Linked DNA regions of Mus musculus: region 2 is linked to region 1. The links are chromatin loops, found by intact Hi-C in ENCODE. Cell type or tissue: heart. All regions are shown on one strand.

Region 1 (8,000 bases):
TGTAGGTTGACTACTGCATATGTCTGACAGGCTGATAGCAGCTACATGGGGACAGGTATCCAGGGCAGGTGTTTACCAGGGTTCCGACACAGCCATGCCAAGTCTTGTGCCTTGTCACCAGTTGAGTATTGCCTGGGCCACAGTCTGTACCCCACACACACACACACACACACAAGTGCCGACAAAGTCACCCTGGCTGTGGGTGTGATGAATGGCCACACAGTAATGAAATGGAGACATCAAGGCGGGTGGCGGGAAGACAGAGTGTGGCGGACAGGCCGTCCCCATGTGGCGGCAACAAGAAGGATCGCCCAGCGGCCAGGGGCCGTCAAGGGAGAAATTACACATTTACTCTGCCTTTTTCTTACTGCGACGGCGCCCATACATCACCACTGGGGCCGGGATGGGACACAGCGGCCAATTTCCAACATGAATTATGGGACTGAGAAGCACTGAGTCCGGGCTTCCTGCAGGCCCAGTATCACCCAGCCCAACCCAAGGCTAGCAATGTTGTCATCAGAGCCAGAGATGTCCTTCTCAGGCCTATAGCTCCTGAATCTGGCCGGTCTGAATGTCTTCTCTTCTTTCTAGATGACTGCAAGAACATTGCCAACATCATGAAGACATTGGCATACCGAGGCTTCATCTTCAAGCAGACATCAAAGCCCTTCTGATTGGCAGAGGACGGGATGGGGCAGGACAGGGTAGCTGCTTGGCCCAAACCAGAATCCTCCTCTCCCTCACCAGAGGGAAAAGGGAGAGTGGCACAGCTCTGCGCCCAGAGTGTCCCCCAGCTGCCCTACAGGCTTGTGCCCTGTGTGAGGGCATGGCCACTTGGCCCCTCTGGAGCAGACACTTTGTGCCCCACCCCACTCCCATTCCTCAGTCTCAGCCCAGTATTAGCCCCTGCCATTATGGGCCTGGGCTAGGGGGAACCCAGGTACTCAACTGCCTTCTCCCTAGTACACAGGCTTCTGCTGGGGCCACCAAGCCCTCCCTGTGCCCCTCCCATCCATAGTGCATGGTGTGTGGTGCCCCCAGGGCTCCAGGACAGATCAGGCCCCACCTTGTGTCCACCCTCCCCTCATCCCTGCTGTGAACGTGCCACTTGAATAAAGTCGGGGAAACAAGGTCCTAGTGTGTCTGGAGCCACCCTTGTGTCTAAGGCTGTTGATATGCCAATGTTCCAGGCTTCATCTCCATACAAAGCCATCAGCATGTGAGCAGCTGACACTATAGTACCTTCTGATGCCTTCACTAAAGTTACACAAACTGGGGGCAGGGCTGGGGTGGGAGGGGGAAATACCTGGACCCCAAGGATCTGCCAAAACTGCTGAGATCCCAGCCGTGTGCAAGACCATCTTAAATGTAGAACCACAAGTGTTCGAGGTGCAGGGTCTAGGCAACTCAAAGTGGCTAAGGGCCTAATGTGGGCATTGCAAGCAAGCCTTTAGGAACTTGCTGTAGTGATCGATTGTATATCAGACTGTCATTCCAGCCAAGGTTAATGAGGAAGTGAGGAAACAATCAGCCCAGTCCAATGTAACAGCTCTATTTACACCATACCACCAACTCAGATGGCCCCTTATGGTTTCTTGGCTTTCTTCACAGAAGATGAGCTGGAGGCTGATTCCCGTCGTTTCCGCTAAAGAGACAAAGTGTTGAGGTTAGTAGCCTCTGAGGTTGGACTCAAGGCTTAGTCTGTCATTTTTCAGAGAAGAGGCCCAATAGTCAACCCTCTCCTGTCGTCAGCCTCGCCCCTCACAGTGGCAACCACTCCCTTGAAGGCACTGGAGAGAGTAGGCTCTGTAAAGGATGTGTTCTCTTGCAGAGCCAGGTCATGCTCCCCATAAGCCTGTCCAGGCTCTTACCGAATTGGGTGTGAGGGGTGCACCCACGACATCAATGATGGTATCCTTGGTGGGGTCCAGACCAAGTCCAGATTCAGACACTGTTGGCTCAGCAGAAGCCGGGGTTGGTCCCACTGCTGCTGCGGCAGGGGCCCCCAGCACTCCTGCCCGAGCCAGGGCCTCGTGCCGGTGCCGCAGCATCTGTAGCTCATATTCACAGTTGGCACAGGCCTGCTTGAGCTCGTAGAGTAACACCAGGTCGCTCCGCAACTCATTGAACATATGCACCAGCTCCTCTGTGGGGGTAGGGCTCAGCTCTGCAAGCAAGACAAAGCTGGACTATGGTCACATGCCTGAAACATGAACTGCCCTCCCTTGCTTAGGCTCTGAGAGAAGGGGACATTCTGTGGGGCTCAGCATCACTCACCCACACCAAGTTCCAGCAGCATCTGTTCCAGCGCCTTGATCTTCTTCTGACCCACAGAGCTGGGTAGCTTCATCTGCAATGATGAAGCTAGCTAAGTCCTCCACCTCTTGGGATGAGGCACATAGGTAACCCATGGGTGTAGCTGGGGCTGAAATGGAACTAGCTGAGAAGTGGAGAATGGTAAAGGCAGACTAGGCTTGGCCATGCCCTGAGGTCCATAGCCCCCTCTCCCACTGCTCTAGACTTAGAGCTGTAGCATTAGGCCACCTGGAGCCAAGGGCCCAATACTGCATGAGGTAACTCACCCGCTGGCTCCGTAGCGTGACACCTGCCGACTTAAAATCTGGAAACTTGATGCCTGCAGTCTCAGGGACAGCCTGGAGAAGAGTTAAGGAGCCTTAGGTGTCACGGGGAGTGGCCCAGGGACCTAATAACTCAGGATACTCTGAGAATACCCACTGAAGCTGGGGACCCTGTGCCAGATGACCCCTCCCCCCTGAGCTTGCTGGGTCAGCCTTCACACCGGCTTCTCAGCCTCCTTCTTTTGGGGTAGCTTCTTCTTGGGAGCCTTGCGTTCCGTGCGCCGCTGCTCTGCAGTGGTGTCTGCTGCTGTAATCAGCTTCTGCAGGTCTTGGCTGCGCTTCTCCCGCTCTTTTTTCCGGGCCTCAATCTTACGCAGCTCCTGTAGGAGGTACTCCTCCTCTGCCACCTGCAAAGCAAGAAATGCTTCCGTGTGTATGAGGGCTGTGTGGAAGCAAGTGGCTGGGGAGCTGACGGGACACTAGGTTATCTATAAGGGACCAGAGGTAAGGAGACTCCTGCAGAGAAGGGAGGAACAGGGACCATAAAAATGGGCTGGAGGTGAAGGGGCCTGGGGGGAGTGAGAGCTGAGCCGTGGAGGGTGGTGTAGAAGAGGTTATGACCTGCTCTGGGGTTCGGTTGTAAAGCCGCTCTAGCTGTTCCTTCCGCCGTCTCTCATGCCCAGCATCAAACACTGGTATCTTGAGATCTGTGCCTGGCACAGCCCTCACGTTGGCAAGCTTGGCACAAATGTGGTAGTACCTCTCTTTCAGGTCCTCCACAGAACGCTTCTGAGGATCAAGACACATGGAGAGGAACACTGAGGAGCATGGAAGAAATGGCAGAAGGATTGGGCACTCAGGCAAGTGCATAGCAGCTCACCTTGAACTGCTGGTGGTCATACCGATCGTGAATAACTACGAAGCGCAGATCAAATCGGCGGCTGAGGTCAAATAGGTGGTCAGTCTCTGCCTTAGTCCATGCGTCATCATGAAGGTAGAGTTGGTACTCCTGCTCTGAGTACACGGGCACCTGCACCGTCTACTGGCACAAAGACATGGGGACCGCATTCCTTTGTGTATGTCCAAGCAGGCTTGCCATGTTACCACAACCCTTCCTGTTTATTACCAACCCCATATCCCTACAGGAGCAGCCTGTAGGAAAGAAAGACCCTGTCTAATTAGTCAGAGGCCCCTCCCTATAAGGCTCTGGGTCAGTGGCCTACCTGATTCCCTCAGGACAACTTACCATCTTTTGGAATGGGTCACAAGCTCCTATCTGATTTGTAAGCACTTCTAGGCACCCAAGGGTCAATTCTAGAATGACAAACCCATCAGACAGGGGAAGGCCCAGAGCCTTGTCTGAAGCACTACTGCCACCCAGTGGTGACAGTGAAATGTGCCGTCTCAGAGTACTTCAATTGTTGGGCATCTCCAGGGAAACTTAGCGCCTATGCCCCTTCCTCTCCTGGCCCATATTCCTCCTGCCCGGGTGCCCTCTCAGAGTTACCAATCTCACCACAATTGAGTCACAGATCAGAAATCTAAGAAGGAGTTGGTTCTGGGCTAGAACAGGAAGTTTCTCATGAATTCAAAAGCTCTTGGACACTTCCACCAGATGTCACACATCCCCAACCTTAATATGCTCAACACTGCGTTCATCCCTCTTCTTCAAACATCCCCAATCCACACCTCAGCCACTGTCACCAAAGCCAGCATCAGAAACCCGTGTCTAAAGATGGTCTATGTTTCTGTTTTGTTGTCGACACAGCCTTGGTAAAGTGGCCTTGGCTGGTCAGCACTCTGTGCAAACCACACTGGCTCTACTTCACAGCAGTCCTCCTGCCTCAGTCTCCCAAACACTGGGATTACAAGCACACATCACCACACCTGACATTGGAAGCATCTTTCAATCCTTCTTTTTCCTTAATTTTGCCTCCAGAATCCCCATCTCTCAATGGCCACAAGCCATTCAGAGTAGCACAGCACTATCCTGTTGTACTCAGGCTGCCCTGCAGTCCATTTCCAATCAGCTCTCTGTCTGCAAACGTCTACACCATGCTCCCTCCGTACAGGGCAGACCTACAGTAAGAATGGAAACAAAGCACTTTTATGTCACAACTGTGTGTCCACTCATGAAATATAAACATGAACTTGTATTCTCTTAAAATCCTAATAATCTTTCTCAGTCAATGCTGGACTACAACAGAAAAGATCGTTCGCCTGTTCCTAAGAAAGATGCTGTTCTAGATCAACTTCTGAGATAAAGTGCCTTCTAGATAATTCCTAAGTTCAAGAGCAAGGCTTGGCCATTTCTTTCCCTCAAGTTTATTCTTAATTCCATATTCCTTCTACCAACTGAACATCCTCATCCTTTGACCACTCAGACATCCTTCTGGAAAATCTAGTTTCCCAGACTTGGCTACATTTACCTCCTAGTAATTTAATCCTGTGTGTGTGTTGAGGAAGATGTGACTATGGAGACCAGAAGGCACTGGATGTCCAGAAGAAGCTGGAGTTTGAGGTAGCTATGAGCTACCCATCTGGTTCCTGGGAACCAAGCCCCAGTCTGGAAGAGCAATAAGCACTCTTAATTACTGAGTCATCTGTTTAGCCCTGTGCTGGTTTTGTTTTTATTTAGTAGCCTAGGCTGGCCCTGACAGTATGTATCTGAAGATAATCCTGAACTCCTGATGCTCCTGACTCCACCTCCCAAATACTGGGACTACAAGTATGTACCTCCATACCAGGCTAACTAAACCTTAAGGCTAAATAGAAGTGAACTAGTGAGGGAGAACAGGGGATCACAAAAGGACATAAGATGAAAATACTCTAATGTGTGCGCACACCTGGCTTCAGGGAGCAGGCTGGGAAACAGTGAGCTGAGAAGAGAGTCTGCTGTGGCAGTGAACCAGCTGTTACAGGGAATGCACCCCCTTCTGGAAGCTTAGAATTGAGCTAGGGGTGACCCGCACAATCCAATGAGGCTAGTTTTAAGGAGACTAAAGGTCTTGTTTCTGGATTTGCCACGCCCCCCCCAGCACCCACGTGTCAGCTCGCAGTCATAAGATTCCAGCCCCAATGGTTCCAGCTCCTCTTCCGCCTATACGGGCACTGCACCCGTGTGGTACACAGACACACATAGGCAAACCCTCATACACATAAAATTATTTTAAAGTCCTGTTTCTTGTATCTAAGACCACCTAGCAGCAGAGAAGGTGTTGGAGTGAAAGAAGAGTAGGAAACTAAACAGCCACCTTCAGCAGTGGTGGAGGTGAGAAGCCAAAAGCCCAAACAAAAGCAGCAGAGAAGGCACAGGCCTAGAGGCTGGAGTAAGAGGGAATCCCAGAGTTGGGCATGAAGGGCCAAGGAGGGTGCCACCCTCAGTGACTCCTGGACTCCTGTCCTGAGCAAGAGCAGAGGGAGAGTCACAGAGAGTAAGGCCCCTCAGGGAAGCAGCTTTAAAGGAAGAACATGAACTCACTCAATCTTACAGTCACCCAGAGCTTGCCAGAACGCATCCAGTCCTGACATGACTCTACTTTAAAATCTATGAGTGGCTCCAAGTTCTTAAGCTTGGTTGCTAAGGGCCACCTGGCATGGTCACTGTTGATCAACAGAGCCACACCTCCCTCCCATGACCCTACATGGAGCGTTAGGCTCTATCGGTATACGGGAATGCCCAGTGCAGCCACTACACGTGAACCTTTTTAAGTTACACTTTAAATTGCACTTTGTTTCAGGTGTGTAGGGATGGGATATTTGGAGGTCAAAGGACAACATTTCAGAGTCTGTTCTCTCCTTCCACCACGTGGGTCCCAGGGATCAACCTTGGCCGTAGGCCTGTCTGCAGGAGCCTCTGGGCCTTATATTCTTTTTATATTTTTCTCCGCCATGTTCTATGTGTATGAAGGAAAAAGAATCACTGTACCTAGTACCATCATCAAGGAAACTCCCATAACGTTCCAGCCTTCCGAGTAGTTTATCTCCTACTGACTGTAACTGTACCCATATTCCCCTGTCTCTCAATAACATGACGTTTTTAAGGACAGATACTTTGTCTGACTTATTTTTGTTCTCAGTGTTTAGGCTTCAACATGCTGGAACAGTAAGTACTAAATACAAACTGAGTGTTTTTTTAAAGATAAAAGAACGTCTGTCTTTCCCAGTCCCTCCCCCTCCCTCAAATACTTCACCTTTTCACTGAACTCTGTCAGTCTAGCTTCTCCATCAGTTGGCCCCTAGAGTCCTAAGAACGATACTGGGATGGAGGACACGCTGGTTTGGAATGAATGTGATAGAGCCACACTGGACAATGCTCAGTCTGAGAAGCCATCAAAGAGAGGGCGTCCAGGCACAAGATACGTCAGACTGAGAAAAATCTGAGTTTGAACTCCTGGTGTTTTAAGGTCTTAATTCTAGACTGTTCTGAGCCACACTGTTCCTTAGCCACAGGTTATACAATCCTAGCCTACTCTAGCTTTTCCTCTCAATGGCTGGATGAGACTGGAAAAGGCCCTGCTTTAGGTAAGGCTCTACAATCTAGACCAAAAAACTAACTGGTCTTGGTTTAGGGTGCTTAGCCATAAAGGGTGAAGAGCACAGGCTGAGATTTGATTGGTAACAAATACCACCTTCCCAGAGAGGCCCTCCCTGACCACTCTTAGTTTTGACAAGGTGGCTCAAACCTAAGTTTGATCTCTGGGGCCCAGCTCTCAAGTGTCCTCTGGTCTGCTGGCATGTGCCATACAAATGGTGACACAAACCAAATGGGACATTCAGAAAGGAGTATTAGTAAATGAGATCTTCTGGGGTGAGGCCATTAGCTGCTGAAGTAACAGAGCTAAAGAAGAACAATGAAGAAGCATGGAGAAGCAGGAAGCTGCACCTAGGATGCAGTTGTGAGGAGCAGCAGTACTTGAAGGGCCAAGGGAAGCCACTAAAACCCACAGGAGATCCAGAAAAGGGCGGAATGCAACAGGCAGAAGAAACCCACAAGCAGCACTTGACCTAGAACCGAGTGGGTAACTGAGGCTGGGACTGAGCACATCTGGAGCCAGCCCTGGGAGACTGGAGAACTCAGCAAGTGGCTCAGCTTTGCTCTGTTAGCAGCTCACCTTATTGAACCTGGCAAAAGGGTAGTCCTTGCCCTCCTCCGCCGCTCGTCGCCAGTGGAAAAACATAGCGCCGTCCTTTCGAGCTGGGTTAGTAAAAGGCATCCATTTCCAAGGGCGAACCTTCTTGGACCCCAGTTTCGCCTTCACTGTCCGATACCCCTGACCAGTGTCACTGGGCAGCAGTGGGGGTGCATCCCTGGCAGTGGAGGTGAAAGGTTAGAAGCAGGTGTGTGAAGAACCTCTAAAGCCATGAAGCTCAGTCTACCCCAGAATAAGGAAGTCATGTCCTGGAGCAAGACACTGAGCT
Region 2 (8,000 bases), 270 kb before region 1:
CCTGGCAGAAAGAACAGCCTGCTTTTTTTTTTTTTTTTTTTTTTGGAGGAGTTGTATTTACATCTTAGCACTCTCCCGAGTATGCTGAAATCATCTCTTTGGCTGGTCCACCTCAGTGGACAATAATTCCTTTGAGGCAGGAATTATTTTTAAACTTACCAGTCTCTAGCACTTAACTCGGTCTAGGCAGGCTATTTTTACACATGTCCTATCATCCCTAAGGTGCTGAGATTCCATGATTTTAGGTAAAAAGTTTAGATGGGTGATAAAGCAACAGCACCAATGGCCCATTTCTACGCCATCACAGGGCATGGAAGCAGTGGCTGAGGACCACATCGGAGGAGGGCTAAGCTGGAGGTTCCAGCATCCCATCCTCCGGCCAATATGGACCAGAGGCCAGAGGTACCTGATGAAGCAAACTCACTATTTTAGATTCCAGTGCAAGGAAACTGTCCTTGACTTATGCTTTTAATATTGTTCTGCAGAGGCAACAGATAGGGATGAGGTTCCCACTGGTGTGTTAAATCCCAATGGAGGAAAATTCCAAGGCAGCAGCTGTTTCCCTAGACATCTGAGCATCTGCAGAATTGGGGGAACCCTGAGACCCCCAAAAGGGCATTCTCTTATACTGTGTGAGTGTCATGGATTTCCATTCATGACCTCACACCTGCATAGAAAGACTAATTATAAGGGAAATATCTTAAATTAAAGAGTAGTTCTGAAGGGCCTTGACCAAGCATGGTACCTGGAAGAGAAGAGGCATCCTGTCAATGTTGATACAAAATGAGAGTGTTCAAATCCCAAATTCCTCAGTGTGTGTGTGTGTGTGTGTGTGTGTGTGTGCACCGTGCGAGCTTGTGAAAGTCAGAGGTTGACATTGAGCATTCTTCTCAATTAGTCTTGGTTAAAGCTTGATCTTTTGATATGTATTTTAATGATAAAAACTGACCCCCAAGACCTGGTTACTCCCAGGAACGAGAGAGTCCCCACAGTCATGTGACCTTGCTCTCTAATTTAAAACTATTGGTTAAATGAAGATGTTAACAGCCAATAGCTGGGCAGAAGACATGTAGGCAGGGGTTGGGGTTCCCATACTTGGAGTCTGAGGAGACCATAAGGAGGGAGAGCAAGGCGGTGAGAGATGAGAATACCACAGGGTAAGAATCTTCAAGCCATGGCCACGAAGGCTGGCCGATTGGAGTTAAGAGCAGCCCAGATGGAACATAGTAAGTAAGGGGTGGAGGAGCGGAGTTTCTCTGTAGCGCTGGATGTCCTGGCTTAAATTGTATCAGGCTGGCCTTGAACTCAGAGATCTTCCAGTCTCTGCCTCCCAAGCGCTGGGATTAAAGGCATGCGCCCCTTACATACAGCTTCGGATCTGGCTTTATGTGGGTGCTGGGATTTGAACTCATGCCCTCATCCTACACGTCTTTAGCTCTCAGTTGTTAAGAGTCTCTGTACTGTTCTGGGATTGGAGAGAGAGAAAGGGCACATCAGTTAAGAGCACTTCCTGTCTCCGCAGAGAACCAGGTTCAGTTTCCAGCACCCACATAGTGGCACACAGCAATGGTGGCCCACAACTGTGTGTAGCTCTACTTTCAGGGAACCCCATGTCCTCCTTCTTCTGGACTATTTGGACAGTGCATGCATATTGTGCACTCATACACATAAAATAAAATTAAAATAAATACAACAACAACAAAAGAATCTGTTTGTGCATGTTTGCCTTTAATCCCAGCACCAGGAAGGCCAAGATGCACACAAGTCTCCGAGTTTGAGGTCAGTTGGTCTACACAGAGTTCCAGGCCAGCCAGAGCTACGTAGTGAGACCTGTCTCAAAAACAAAAACAAAGGGGCTGGAGAGATGGCTCAGTGGTTAAGAGCACTGACTGCTCTTCCAGAGGTCCTGAGTTAAATTCCCAGCAACCACATGATGGCTCACAACCATCTATAATGGGGTCCGATGTCTTCTTCTGGTGTGCATGCAAACAGCTACAGTGTACTCATATACATAAAATTAGTAAATATTTAAAACAAACAAACAAACAACAACAAAACCCAGAGAGAATTTACATATCCTAACCATCTGATTATAAGTGATCACTCCCCTTTTTTTAAAAAAAGGTTATTTTAATTTTTTAGGTTCTGTGTTTATGTCTAAGTATATACACATGAGCACAGTGCCTATAGAGGTCAGAGGCCTTGGGTGTCCTGGAGGTGGAATTACAGGCAGATGGGAGCTACCCGATGTGGGTGCTGGGAACCAAGCTCGGGTCTGTGCTACCACAGTGCACTCCTAACCACTGAGCCATCTCTCCAGCAGGCCTCGCTCTTCACTGCTGCAGCAGCAGGTCAGTCTTAGAAATTATTTACAGCTTGGTCTGATGCCCGTGTACCTCAGACGGCTCTCAGTGCACATAGCCTGTACTTGTGTTAGTCCAGAACCACCTAATGACTATATTGGCTTTCTATTGATCCTAGCAAGTGCCATGGCTCCACCGGTATCATTTCTCTATGATCCTAGACAAAGCTCCCATGCCTAGCCATACTGACTCAGTTCTGGATTCCTCAGTGGTCTTAGGGAGGCCTGGTTTAGCTACAGGCCTGAGGTTTTCTTCAAACACTGAGGCGAAATGTGAAGGGCTTGGGCCTGAGCCTGCTACTGGTTCCTCTAAGCCCAACTTGACCCCAACCTACCTCCTGCTCCCTCCAGGAGTTACTCACACCTCCATAGCTGCTCTCTGCCTGCAGGTCTCTTCCTCCTGTGCCTCTCATGATTGGCCCATCCCTTAGGATTCCCTCCTGAACATCTGGGTCTTGCCCCCTCATTTCCTGACTTTAAGCTCCACCCTCCTTGCTGAACGTGCCAATCTTTACAACCGGAGCATGAGCAGTTTGTGCCAACACTGTGCTTCAGGCTCATAAAGGACAGAGTTCAGAGCCTCCACTGCCACTCAGCAAACTGTGGTCTGGCCTGCTCCTCCCAGCAGTTCACGGGGCCTTTTCTTATTATATCAGTCAATTTATCTTCAGTAAGGCATGCTCTTCTAACACAGCTGCTGTCCCTCTGTGACTTCTTATTTTAGGCTGCTCATTTTAAAAATTCTGTGTGTGTGTGTGTATGTATGTGTGTGTGTGTGCATGCCCGCATGTGTATAAATGTATGTAGGTGTGCATGTGTATGTGTGTATACATATGTGTATATGTCTGTATATGTTATGTGTGTGTGCATGCCCGCATGTGTATAAAGGTATGTAGGTGTGCATGTGTATGTGTGTATACATATGTGTGTATGTCTGTATATGTTATGTGTGTGTGCATGTGTAGATGTAAATGTGTGTGTGTGTGAATGAATGTGTGTGTGCATATGCTTGTATATGTTTATGTGAAATGAATGCATGCATGTTGTGTGAATGAACGTGTGTATGTGTGCATGTGTATGTCTGTGCATCAACCTGCCAGAGGTTGATGGTAAGTATCTTCCTCAATGGGTCTCCATTTTATGTACCTGGGCAGTGTCTCCCACTTGAACCCACTCTAACTGGACTAAGATAACTGGTCAGCTTGGGTTTTTTTGGGGGGGGGGTTGTTCTTTTCTTTTGTTTTTTTTTTTGTTTTGTTTTTGTTTTTTTTTGTTTTTTTTGGTTTTTTTCAAGACAGGGTTTCTCTGTGTAGCCCTGGCTGTCCTGGAACTCACTTTGTAGACCAGGCTGGCCTCGAACTCAGAAATCCACCTGCCTCTGCCTCCCAAGTGCTGGGATTAAAGGCGTGCGCCACCACGCCCGGCATGGTCAGCTTGTTCTAAGGAGCTTGTCTTCACCTCCTGAGTATTGGGGTTATAGGTGGCCTACCATGCCCAGCAGTCATGTAGGTGTTAGGAGCCCAAACACTGATCCTCATATTGGCATGCCAAGCAGTTTACCCACCCAGTTATCTCCTCAGCCCTGGCCACTTACTGAAAGGCTTCAGTGTGCTAGCTGCTTCCTGGGTAGTGGGAATGTGGCACTAAAGAAGACAAACAGGGTCCTGCACTTCGAGGGCTCCCAGACTGGAGCGGGAGTCAGACACCAAGCAAATGTAATTACCCAATCTGTTGCTTGGCTATAGTCAGGAGTAAAGTGCTTCAAGGATAAATACAAGATGCCAGGCAGGCAGCTGTGTACTGCGCCCCGACAATCTCTTCTGTGTGAAATCATAAAGGGCATCCTAATATAGTAGTTTTTTCTTTCTTCCTCCTCTGAGGCCCTTTCTCCTTTCTAAAGAGAAACTTCCAGGGCTAGCCCAGGCCTCTGTTTGAGGAAGGGAGAAAGTCAGCATTGGTAGCACAGTAGATACAAGTATACCAGGGAGGATGGATGTGTACACGTGTGTGCACACACTTATGTGTAAACACTCATGTACACATGTCTGCATCTATACTTCTGTACATCCGTATACACACACACACACACACACACACACACACACAGAGAGAGAGAGAGAGAGAGAGAGAGAGAACACAGAGCGTGACCCATGAAGCACGCTCTAGGGAGAAGAAGAGGAAGAAAAAAAAATGAAATCCAAACAGTCTTTTTCACCCCGAAAACATATAATTTTGTGTAAATTTTTACTTTAACCATCTCTCTCTTCCTGAGCTGTGATATGGGTCCTGTCAAAGCCAGGGCCAATTACTGCCATTAGGTTCCCATCATGTCAGCTCTTCTCCCCCCATCTGCAGGGCCCTCGGTGCGCAGGCCTATAATCTGCCTCGCTTTCACTCCATCACTCTCAGAAGGAACAAAATTGTTTTGTGTGTTTTTTTAAAAGGGCCTTTATTTGGCCCCTGTCAACTCTGAAAAGAAGAGAGAGAGAAAGAGAGAGGGGGAGAGAGAAAAGAGGAGAAAGAAAGATTGTTTAAGTGTTTAACCATGAGACTGCCAACAGTAGGAGTGAGAGTCCGCCGAGCTCACCAGCTTGGGGACGCTTGGGACACTAAGTCTTTGGCCTTGCCGCTTGCTCTCCCTTTTGTGGGGGATGTTCTGTTTGCCCTTAGAGGAGGTCTCCTCACAGACTGGAAGATTTCCTCTTAAGATATCATCAAAGATCAGCCTGGTTATGAACTGCGGAGCTAGCTACCAAGAATGTCACACACCCGAAAGTGGTCCCTATCAGCTGTGATGGGGGGCAGTGGACCAGAAAGGCCCCCAGAAACACTCAAGACTTGGTTCGTGCTTGGCCTGGTTCCTCCCCTCTTGGCAAAGCTGGCCTTCTGCCTCTTCGGGTCACCTGTCTGCCCCAGGAGATGCTGAGCTCCCTGTTGGAGAACCTCCTCACTTTTCTTCCCAGTGCTGAAAGCTAAGATTCCTTGCACCAGCTGAGAGAGCCGTTCTCCCTGGGCCAGGCTGCTGTCACACCTTCCTGAAGTCTGCAGACACTTATCACACCCCAGCTCTGCCAGGCAGGCGCAGCATGCCTCTCCGCTCCCGCCGCCTCGGTCGACACTTAGCCAAGCTAAACAGATTTAGCCTCTTTAATCTTTCCTCATTAGCTGGCAATCTGGAAAGGAAACAAATGCTCACCCCATACAGGTTCAAGCTGTTGCTTTAACCTTGTAAAAGCATGTAGGGTGCTGGAGCTGTGCAGCCCAGCAGTCATTACCACGCAAGGCCACTCCGCTCAGCCCACCCCTCCAGGGCCTTCCCCACAGTTTTGAAACTACCCGATTGTATCAAGTCTCAGAAAAGACTCCCAAGAGTTCTACACCCAAATTTTCTGTGTGTAGCCTCCACAGCAAGGCAGCTTCTAAGACCCTGAATAGTTCTCTTCAATGAACAGAGGGACCTTCCCCCGAACCCAATGTGTTGTTTGTTCCAATCTGCCTCTCCCTCCATAATTAGATGCTCCAGCCCGGGACTTCCTTGGGTTCTTGTATTATTTATTTCTCCACCATACCTATCCATCAGTGTCTTCGGCTACATGTCGCTTTCTCTTGTCCAAGAGAAGACATGGTTAATTGTTCGCCAGGAGGGCACCCCTCGCCCTGAATGGATTCTCTGCTATTGACTTTTCCTTTCTATGCACCACTGGCAGATCCTGAACCTGTTTTTACAACAGCCACTTGTGGCACGCCCATTATAACACATCTGTTTCTCTGCTTTCAATCTGATCACTCAGTGCTATTCTGTTTGGTGTGGTTTGGCCCTTAGGCGTGCTTACACACACACACACACACACACACACACACACAGATTTTACAATTTTATTTTCTCCCAGAGATGACAGACTTTTCTTGCTTCTTGTGCATACTTTCTTTCTTTTTAAGAATTTAAAAAAATATTTATTTATTATTATATATAAGTACATTGCAGCTGTCTTCAGACACCTCTGAAGAAGGAATCAGATCTATTTACAGATGGTTGTGAGCCACCATGTGGTTGCTCGGATTTGAACTCAGGACCTGTGGAAGAGCAGTCAGTACCCTTAACTGCTGAGCCATCTCTCCAGCCCTTGTGTATACTTTCTAACTTGACAGAATGAAGAATCGTAAGACTCTTAGGCCACCTTTGAGATGACAGGATCATATCCATTTCACCTCGCCAGCTTCCTCATGGTCCCCTTTACTTCCCATGATTTTTCCAGACACTATTATAAGTGGCTCCATCAGCACCCCGCTTAGCATGTTCCCAGAACACCAGCCTTAATACTTCATGATGGATATCACCCTGGCTGGCTGATGGAGAACCATTTGTGAACCCTTTACGCTTTCTGAGCGTTCTCTACCTGCTTTCTAGCTGTAACCGTTTTTTTCTTCTTTTTTTTTGCACAGTCTGCATTTACTTCCTAATTATCCAAATTCCTTTTTGTCATTTTTCTTCTTAAAGACTGATCTAAAAAATGAGCTGCACATCTCTGCCCTATAGGAGGTAAAGAAAAATCTCCCACAGACCAGGGGTGTGCCCACTGGTCTTCCCTACCTCACCCTCAATCTCTTCCTTCCTTTAACCCTTCACCAGTTCAACTTCCCTCTGGCTTCCAGGATCCAAGATCTAGTCTCTTCCTGAAACTAACCCTTTTGTTTTGCAGAAAACTAGAAGGTCCTCTCCCAAAGCTACCCCCAGCAAGCCAGGCCTTTTCTTTCCAGGTTCTCCATCAGAAATGTCTGCAGTTCTCCCACAGAACCTCTGTCCTTCTCTGCCCCAGGCTCCGAGACAGACTGGCATCTTTGAACAGAGGAAGAAAGCGGAGGTCATCCACCTCTTGCCCCGACCTTAGCCATCACATTGTCTAGATCCCTGGCCCCAATGTTTTCTGTGCTGTTCGTGTTGGCCTCCATGTTGGAGTCGTGAAGAAATGTCCTCTATCTCCATGCAATGGCTGGCAGTTGCCTTTATCTCTAGAAACCCTTGGTTTTCATTTTCCTCACTTCCTCTGAGTCTGTCTTGCCTCTTCTTTTGTTCCTTCATTTGGCATGTGCTAAGGCCCCACGTGGTACTCATAGCACAGAGGACCAATAGCAAGGTACTCACTCCCAGAGTGTTCAAGCCTAGTGGAAAAGAGGCCTTAATTATAGTCTCTGAACTAGTGTGTAATGGCAAATCTCACTGCTACATCAAAGAAGTGCCACGCTAGGAGGAAGTCTAACCAGGGAAGACATTTACATTGGGAAGACAACCAAGATGAGAAGCAGGTTTGGGCTTCATCGTGCCCTGGAGTGGCCAGGGGAGCAACTTATTTCCAAGCCTCTGTTCTATCCACACAGCCGTCCATCCTCACCCTCAGGGGGCGGGGCTGCTGGATCTATTGCCTCTTTTGCTTTAGGTATCCTGAGTGACCTTTTGATTTTCTTATCCATGAATGGGACTGACTGTTCTTAGCTGAAGAACACACAGCTTCACCAATGAGTGCTGCTCTAGGGCACAGGTGGGCAGGGGAGGGGTGAGAGGGGCAGGGCAGGGATGAGAGACGGACACTTTGGGAAAGGCCCTTAGGTCATCTTGGGTAGCATCCGGTTCCATCCACTC

The links. Hi-C counts contacts between places; a loop is a spot of excess contacts. Peaks named below come from ENCODE experiments on the same cell type or tissue, not always from the same donor. Only the 100,000 strongest peaks of a DNase experiment are listed, where the experiment ranks them.
Region 2: a loop joins it to region 1, with 2.0 times the contacts of the local background. A loop is called at or near these places in 3 of 42 quality-filtered maps.

What each region holds. Positions count from the first base shown.
Region 1 is chr4:117,673,150-117,681,149 of GRCm38, forward strand. It overlaps Eri3 (exoribonuclease 3), which reads left to right. Exons shown (of 9, transcript NM_080469.4): 9 at 592-1,148. The coding sequence ends at 674. Dmap1 (DNA methyltransferase 1-associated protein 1) reads right to left here. Exons shown (of 11, transcript NM_023178.2): 4 at 7,694-7,889; 5 at 3,460-3,618; 6 at 3,201-3,368; 7 at 2,801-2,986; 8 at 2,583-2,654; 9 at 2,278-2,350; 10 at 1,872-2,167; 11 at 1,537-1,645. The coding sequence ends at 1,586. Among named protein-coding and RNA genes, the nearest start is that of Dmap1, 5.1 kb to the right of the region's middle. In heart, a CTCF peak has its summit at 3,965 (motif pointing left); a DNase peak (open chromatin) is centred at 3,972; H3K27ac peaks cover 233 bases.
Region 2 is chr4:117,400,707-117,408,706 of GRCm38, forward strand. The region is part of intron 2 of Rnf220 (ring finger protein 220); the gene reads right to left. Among named protein-coding and RNA genes, the nearest start is that of Gm12828, 38 kb to the right of the region's middle. In heart, no CTCF peak of the experiment used is centred here; no DNase peak of the experiment used is centred here; H3K4me3 peaks cover 497 bases; H3K27ac peaks cover 649 bases.